Linked DNA regions of Mus musculus: region 2 is linked to region 1. A link is a contact called in ENCODE POLR2A ChIA-PET data. All regions are on one chromosome and are shown on one strand. The core of a region is the stretch at or near the end of the contact, and the rest is flanking DNA. Distances in the headings are between cores, read along the strand shown. Region 1 holds the start of Glce (glucuronyl C5-epimerase). Region 2 holds the start of Rplp1 (ribosomal protein, large, P1).

Evidence for each region. ChIA-PET counts read pairs that join two places held with the same protein, here RNA polymerase II (POLR2A).
Region 2: POLR2A ChIA-PET joins it to region 1 with 36 read pairs in embryonic stem cell. The contact joins the promoter of Rplp1 here to the promoter of Glce in region 1. POLR2A ChIA-PET finds 5 or more read pairs at or near these places in 4 of 5 experiments (Patski and embryonic stem cell).

The regions. Positions count from the first base shown.
Region 1 is chr9:62,120,847-62,125,155 of GRCm38, reverse strand. It overlaps Glce (glucuronyl C5-epimerase), which reads left to right and starts at 2,547. Exons shown (of 5, transcript NM_033320.5): 1 at 2,547-2,671. Mir5133 (microRNA 5133) reads left to right here and starts at 2,562; the gene lies at 2,562-2,638.
Region 2 is chr9:61,912,172-61,916,480 of GRCm38, reverse strand. Rplp1 (ribosomal protein, large, P1) reads left to right here and starts at 1,971. Exons shown (of 3, transcript NM_018853.3): 1 at 1,971-2,124; 2 at 2,519-2,593; 3 at 2,960-3,198. The coding sequence starts at 2,053. The coding sequence ends at 3,157.

The DNA of each region.
Region 1 (4,309 bases), core at 1,298-3,797:
GAGTCAACTGGCCATCTTGCACCCACAGTTTGGAAGCAAGCAGAGAGCAAGCTGGTGCTAGTCTGTTACCTTCTGTATGTAGTCTAGGGACCCACCTATGAAGTGGTGCCACCCACTTTTAGGTTAGCTCTTCCATCTCAATTAGCCCAATTTAGAGCAATGTGCACAGACTTGCCCAGAGACTTGCCCCTAGGTGCTTCCAGAGCCCCATTAGGTTGATAATCAATGTTAATGCTCGCAAGGGGCTGTGAGATGTGGTGTGGAAAAGGCTTCTTTATGTTTTCTCTCTTTAACCTGTCTAGTTCCAGCAGAGGACTCTGTTAACAGAATTTTAAATCCCAACCTGACCATCTGCGCTTACCAATTATATTTGTTAAGAAAAAATGGTAAGCTTTTTAAAAATTGTCATAGGATGTTAGCTTGTTTTATGTATGTATAAATATACATATATATGTATAATACATATATATGTGTGTATATATACACACATATATATACACATATATATGTATTTTATATATATACATTTGATAGAAGTGCTTTCACACCTAGCTTCCTTACAGCCTCTACAAATATTTGAATTTGTTCGGGTTTCCCATTTAACACCAAATCAAGTCCAATTACTGTGGCTTGGTAGTCAAAGCCTTTCACTATCTGGCTCCTTTCTGATCTTGCCCCCCACCCCCACCCCAGATGGGGGAATCTATTTACTGAGCCATCCAACCTGCAGCCTGGCTCAGCTCACATGCTTTTTATCATTGCTCTGGTTTAGATTATTTTCTCTGAAAAGCTTCCATTTCTGCCTTTAATTTATATGGGCCATCCTAGTATTTTACCACCCAGCTCAAGCTTCAGAGCTGCCTCTCTTCCCTCTGGATTTTTCTAACAGCTTTTGTCTGAACCAATTTGTGGCTCTCAGAGTGTGCAGTGGTGTGTGGACATTTTTCTTATTATGCACAAGGTGTGCAATAAGATAAGGAGTCATCAATATTCAACCATTTTCAAACTAGGAGAGGGGACTTTAAAAAAAAAGTAGCTAAAGAATGAAAAGAACACAGTTAGGCAGGTGCTAAAGGAAGACATCCTGAGCGTTGTCAATGAACCTCCGAGAAGCCATTGGGGAAAAAGTCCCACCAAAGAGACCATTTGTCTAGTAGGAGAGAGGTCTTTTGAAACTGTTGGGAGAGCAGCAGATTGTGTGGGCAAACGCAGTATTGTAGCAGGGAAATAAGGGATGAGAAGGTGGGGACCACAATACACTTTAATTTTCTCAAGACGTGGGATTCTCAGGACAGGGCAGCTCGAGTGGATAGAACCGGCAGGGTAGTTGTGTTCTGTTCAAATAACAGGGGATAATGAGTGTGTTCTGGGGATAAAGGGGCTAAAAAATTGATAATGGGGGTGGGGGTGGGGGTGGGGGAGCTGACTGAGTCTGGGCCTGGCTGAGGTCCAGTGCACAAGGGCAGGAGTTAACCTTGAGAAAGAGTAAGGCTACTTTTTGTGTTGGGCAAGGGAGACTAGGGGAAGATGAAGGAAAGCTACAGGGCAGGCATAATAATGAGTGAAGGGACTTAAATGTGAGGGGGGAATGGGAAAGGCTAGGAAAGCCCAGTTTCTGAAGCCAGTACAGATAAGCACCACAGTTTCCATTCCTTCCTTTTAGATTTATTGAATGCTCTATACCCTACCTGTGCTAAACATTACTGGGCCCTATGGTCTGTAAAGATACAAGTTCTCGGGTTTGTTAGGTTAGCACTCGTTTGAGATTTCGTTCTTCATCTTTGTGGAAGACTTTAAGTAGAACGCACAAATGAATTAGAAAGGTCCTTTGTTGGACCAGATAAACTGGGTTGGAGCTTAAAGCACCCGTGACGATATCATCGCCGTTTGAAATAAAAACGGAAGAGAGTCCGAAATGGGAGAAAGCTACACTAAAGGAGGAGACCGAAGTGAGTAAAGTGAGGCTGTAAGTCTTCAGGCTGGCAGATGGGACCTCCCTGTTCACTTCAGAGAGCAGTGAAAACGCACGGACAGCTCTTCGGTTTAAGCACTATTTAGTTCAGCTTCTCCGCTAAGTGTCTCTACGGCGGCCGAAGAGGACCAAACTTTGCCCAAACCACGTCATCTAAAGTACCTCTGCAACTGCCCAGGTAGCAAACTGACATCGGGTCAGCAACACCTTCGCCCGCAATTTATTGATGATAGGCGGGGAGAATTAGCTCTACTCTTTTGCAATTGGTCACAGGAGAATGCGAGTCCCGCCTTCTGCGCTGCCACCGTTGATTGGTTTTTTGGAACTGTCATTCGAGGACTCTCCGCCCCCTCATCATAGCTCCTCCCCTTAATATGGCCCCTCCTCTTGGTGACCCCGCCTTCTACACCGAATCTAACAGGCTGACGGAGCTGCCATTCGAAGAGCCTCCGTCCCGCCCTCTCCTCCCCGGCATGGCCTCGCCCCTTACCGTGGCTGGGATCTCGCGGGAAGAGCCGCGGGCACGGCGGCGGCTCGGCTCCCCAGTAGCGCGCCGAGCGGGCGGGCTCTCCTCACACGAGCGCTTCCTCGCCGAGAGGCTGGAGCTGCGGCAGCGCAGGCCTGGGCCGCCGTGTCTCTGCCGCTCGCTTCAGTTTTCCTCAGGGCTCTGGGGGCCGCTCGTCCGCCGACGCGCCTCAGGTGAGGGAGCTCGTCGTGTCGTGGCTGAGGGGCGGCCGTGGCAAGTGGGCTCGCGACGGGGGCGGCTCCCGGGGATGCGCGGCGTTCCGAGTGCGGGGATCTTGGGTGACGCGGCGGGGGCTGGGGTCTCGGGGCTTCTTTGGCTTTGGAGTGGGGGTGGGTGGCTGCCCAGGCGGTCCCGGGTCTCTAGGGTCGCGGGAGCGCGTCCTGTGTCCTGCCTGAGAGCCCGGGTGCTGGCATAGCGCGGTTCTGGGACTTGGAGACCATTTCTGGCGATCCCGTGCAGTTGAGGGGCTTGGGATACAGTTTAGCCTTGTCCGGAGGGCACGGGGAGACCTATGAGCGGAGAGGGGTCCGCTTGGCATTCCTGGGGTAAAGCAGGAGGATGTCAGGGTTCCAGAGACTTGGGTTTGTTTAAGGTCGCCATGGGGTGATAAGACGATGCCCGTGTCCCTCCCGGGAAGGAACGGACTGGGTGGGTGTGGGTGGGGGCGGGAAGCGTGCATGGGGAGACCAACATTTGTATTGGGGTTTCTGCTTCGCCCAGAGGGGGGCGGTAACTGTGCGTGATGGTCCCCATTCTTTTTCGGGGCGACAAGGAGGGTGATTTTGCCGTGTGGGCGCGGCTCAGCGGTCTCTGGGTCTCCAGGGGTGCCAGACCCGGTTTCAGGAGCCACCCCATGGCACTGCTTGTGGCTTTCGGTATCTGACGGTCTCGATCTGGTCTCTCTCTCTTTCTCGATGAGATTTAACTCAGTGCTTCTTCGTTGGACGCTTGATCGGGGCAGTTGCCTAGTTGGAGACACAGTGGGCTTGTTCTGCAGTTTTCTTTTCTTTGCCCCAGGATACCTTTGGGGACGCGCTGGTGTCGCCGGAGCTCTGATCTCCGGAGGAGAGGAGAGGAGCGATACCAGACTTGAGCATGTTGTCTGGAATACCTGACTGTTGAGTGAGGGTTTAGATCTGAGGGTAGGGCGGCTGTGCGATTTGGGCTTTCTGTTTTAGGTAGTGTTTGATGGTCTTGCATGGTTAAATCTGTCCTGAATTTGCCTGGGTGTTAGGTAGTGCCAAGAAGCATCCTTTCTAAAGGTTTTGTGGAAGAGGGGTAATTAAAAACAAAAGTGTAGCATATTATGTATGTATGTCTCAAGTCCAGATTTCTACAAAAGCGTCATTGGCAACCTGTTAATGATGCCCTATTGAGCTTCTTTAGAGAATTCTGGTACATCAGTTTTTACCGTGGTTTGAATCTTACAGAGTTCTTGAAGACTCTGCCAGACTTAGGTGGAACTTAAAATGACTTATAGGTATCTGCCTGTGAGTGGTTTAAAAACGTGTGTCAGAATGTCTGTACATTTGCCTGAGAATTCTCCTGGTTAGGCAGTCTAATGTCACTTTAGTCTAAGGAAACATTGCTGAGGTGCTTGTAAACAGAAAATATGATATAAGCAGGCAAATTGAAGTATCTTTGCTTTGTCAGTCTTTTTCTTGTCAGTTTTTTTTAAAGATAATTTCTTCTGTCTTTTTAATTAGAAAGATTGGGGACAAGTTACTAAAGCTTTGAATTTTGCAATCATGTAAAAACAAACAAAGGAATGTACTGCAGTGCTAATTTGGGCTTTGGGGCTGGGTATTAGG
Region 2 (4,309 bases), core at 722-3,221, 210 kb after region 1:
GACTTTACATATCCTCTGCAACTTGAAACTTTGTATCTCCCTGCCCATGTCGTTTCTATTTTATGGCACCTTTATTTGTGATGGTAGGGACAACCGATTCCAGAGCCTCAGTGTGCAGAGTACTTCAACCACCAGATCCATGCCTGTTCTTTGGTTTGAAGCACCCATTCTACTCTCCCTGGACCTCTGCTGACATTATCGAATTCTCAGTAGCATGAGGGTGTGCCCATGGGCTCTCTGTTGTAGCCTGCAAATCTATTTGCATTGCCAGTGACACCTAGGGCTAGGTGCGGTAGTGTAAGCCTCTAATTCCAGCACTCAGCAGGCTCAGACAAGGATTTACCACAAATTCAAGGCCAGCCTGGACGTCTTTCAGACCAGCTTGAAATGTATAGTAAGAGTATGTTTCAGCTGGGCGGTGGTGGCGCACACCTTTAATCCCAGCACTTAGGAGGCAGAGGCAGGTGGATTTCTGAGTTCAAGGCCAGCCTGGTCTACATAGTGAATTCCAGGACAGCCAGGGCTACACAGAGAAACCCTGTCTCGGAAAGAAAAAAAAAAAAAAAAAAAAAAAAAGAGCATGTCTCAAAGTAAGCTTAAGGGGGTCTGAGATGTAGCTGAGTGGCTGGAGTGCTTAGTGTGTACCCGCCCTGGAGTTAATCCCTAGCCCAGCATGACCTGGATACTTAAAATCAATCCCAGGCAGGGGAGGAAGATCCAACATTCCAGGTAATCTTCAACCACATAGCAAGTTCAAGGCCAGCTGAGGTACATGACACCCTGTCAGGGTGTGTGTGTGTGTGTGTGTTTAGACTGAAGGCCATGTCAAATTCCACTGAGATCATGAACAGAATTTTGATTGGAACTATATTACTTGGAGAAAATTCTCCGTTTTAGGCTCTTATCTGTGAAAACTATATTGCTCTACTTAGGTTCCTTTTGCTGTTTCATAGCTTCTTTGTGGTCCTGAGATTAGAATTTTATTAACTTTAAAGAAACCACTTAATCTAGTATGCACTACATTCTAGTTGCAAGTTTCTAGCACCAAGGTCACCTCTACACAAGCTGACCACACACGAGCTGTACCCTAACCTGAGGGGTGTTTTTATTTAATTGTGTATATGAGCACTTGGGGTTTCTATTGCTGTGACAAAGTACCATGCACTAAAAGAGAGGCAAAGGAAAACGTTTGTTTATTGATACTTGCTTTTGATGTCTGCGCATCAAAGTTACTCTCCTGGTTTTCTAGGGGTTCTATATAATTAGTTGCCGAATTTTATCACGTGGTCTCCTACTTCTGTGGGTTTTTTCCTCACCATACCTCGCGTGACACTTTAAAGAGTGTTTACTTTTATGTGTACTTGAGCGTGTCTGCTGACCTCTGTCAGGATCAGAGCCCCTGTTACTGGATTTCCTGGCACTTTTCGGGGTGCGGGAGCCAAACCTGAGAGCTGCAAGATGGCTTAACTTCCGCCCCTCTGTGCTTTTTCAATGTAATGAATTAAACATTAACCACGATATATTGCATTTGATATGCAACTCCGGGTCCCGGGTGGTATTTATCAACCTCATCACAGACACAGTTACTACGGCGCGCACGCCCGGGGTGAGGGTGGGTTGGGAAGTCCACCACGTGATCCGCAAGGCTTGAGGCGGAGAGCGACTTTTCAGTGTACCCAAGCCGTGGGAACGCGCCTGTCAGTTTAAGCAGTACGTCTCCCCCGATAGCTCTCTCCCTTTAGCCTGTTAATCTCTACTGTTGAGCACTTGTAATATTCGCAAGCCCCAAAGGCCAATCGCACCGGAAGTCGAACGCGCAAATCCGGAACTGCGTTCTGCAGACGCGCCTCCTCTCGGTTTTGGCCCTGCCCCTTCCGTCTCGAGTCGGGCATCGATTGGTCGGCGCGGTCCCATAAGAAGCTGCGCGCAGGCGTATATGATCTTTTCCTCAGCTGCCGCCAAGGTGCTCGGTCCTTCCGAGGAAGCTAAGGCCGCGTTGGGGTGAGGCCCTCACTTCATCCGGCGACTAGCACCGTGCCGGCAGTCTACAGCATGGCTTCCGTCTCCGAGCTCGCTTGCATCTACTCCGCCCTCATCCTGCACGACGACGAGGTGACGGTCACGGTAAGTGCGGGATAACCCCGGGCCGGCCACGTGTTTGTGCGGCGGACACCCGGCTCCGCCCGGACTTCGCATTCTCAGGCATTCGGTGACTTGGAGGCCTGTGAGGCGTATGCGCTCTGTCCTCCCCGCGCGGCCCAACCCGAGACAGGTGAATGGCGGTCCCGAGCGCGCATGTTAGGCCTACTGTTTAGAGTGGGCTGTTTTTATCTAAGTTTTAGGCCTCGAACTCAGGTCGTCAGGCCTGCGGGACAATCCCACAGCCCGCTGAGCCTTCAAACCTGGCCTTGTCTTTTTTAAGGTTGACTTTAGCCCAAGTACGAAACTTAACTCTGTATAAGTGACTGAGTTTTAGCCGCATTCTGATCGTTCTGACGGGTTGGCGTTTGTGTTCCAGGAGGATAAGATCAATGCCCTCATTAAAGCAGCTGGTGTCAGCGTCGAACCTTTCTGGCCTGGCTTGTTTGCCAAGGTAAGTTTTGGGGTTACACTTGGTAATGTACGATTTCCACCACCAGCCTTGATTTTTGTATCTTAGTTTGTACTTATTGATGTGGCTTTTATGTCAGGCCTTCACGGTCCATGGCTTGAGAATGAGTTTTGTTGCCTCTTAAGTTTGGGCATTTGAAGCAGTGAGATTCATGCAAAGTGGATAGCTACATTCTATTTATACAAACAGCTTTATTTCTGGCAAGTGGGGTCAATCAACTGGTGGCAGTTGTATATTGATTCCCTGTAGTCCTGAACATTGCTTTGGTCTCATGGGTGAAAAGAGCTTAATTGAATCATTAAATCTTGCAGCACAAAACTAAAAGCCTTTTCTATGTCTCTGTTGTAGGCTCTGGCCAATGTCAACATTGGGAGCCTCATCTGCAATGTAGGGGCTGGTGGGCCCGCTCCAGCAGCTGGAGCTGCGCCTGCTGGTGGTGCTGCTCCATCCACTGCCGCCGCCCCAGCTGAGGAGAAGAAAGTGGAGGCAAAGAAGGAAGAGTCCGAGGAGTCTGAAGATGACATGGGCTTCGGTCTTTTTGACTAAACTGCTTTTGTTAAGTTGGCTAATAAAGAGCTGAACCTGTAGGTGGACTGGTCTCACTTGTAAGCCACAAAGCTCTTGGAGTTTCAGAGATGGTAGCAGGTCCCAAAAAAATGTCAGGGAAGGAGGGTCTTGACCAAAGCCACCATGAGTTATATAAATAAGACCTGGGTCAAAAGAACTAGACGATCTGGGTAGAGAATGGGTGGGTCTGTCTCCAGGAAGCCCCTTCAAGCAACTGTTCAGAGAGCCTGTTTAGTGCCAGACAGACAGGCTGAGAGCTAACTCTTACTGTCAAGAATAACAAAATAACCTCTGGGTCTCCCGATGTTCATGTGTGAAGAACTTGACAGTTGTTGAGGATCTCAGAAGCATCTAGAAGGGCCAGAGAACCTACCAGTCCACTGGTGTAAAACCAGCAGCCTAAAGGATTCAGTCACGCAGCAAGGCTTGGTGTGTAACTACAACTTCATGTAGAAAGTTTAGGACTTGGGGCTGACAGTGCCAGGTACCCCATTGCCTCTGCCTTAGTGAAGAAGCTAGGGAGTGGGTTCAAAGCCAGCCTGAACTACAAAACATAAGTTTTATTATGTATGGTTTTGGTTGTATTGAAATTAACTGAGCTGGTGGTAGTGCACGCCTTTCATTTCCCAGCACTTGGGAGGCAGAGGCAGGTGGATTTCTGAGTTTGAGGCCAGCCTGGTCTACAAAGTGAGTCCCAGGGCTACACAGACAAAACTGATATGGCCCAGTGATAGTATTGTGAACCTGGGCTTATAATCTTGTAACCTGCCACCCACGTGTAGGATAATGGACACAGCATGCCTGGCCATAGGCTGTTATTTAGCTCAAATAGTTCTGGGCCTCCAGGTTCTGCTCAATTTGACGTCTACACTTCTGACATGGAATGCTAAGGATTGTATTGCCCAATGAAAATGGATGTTCTGGTCCTTGAGGCTCACCTCCTTGATGGGGCATTGTCTTCCCAAGGTAACCTTTTGTGGAGTTGGGTGGGGGTTAGAGTTTAAGGAAGGGTCTTACTGTGTAGCCTTGGCTAGTCTGGAAATCACCTGCCTTTGGAATTTAACGAGGGGACTGGTACCCTGGTTAATTATTGCACTTTAATCCCAGTGTTTGAGAGTGGAAGGCTGTCTA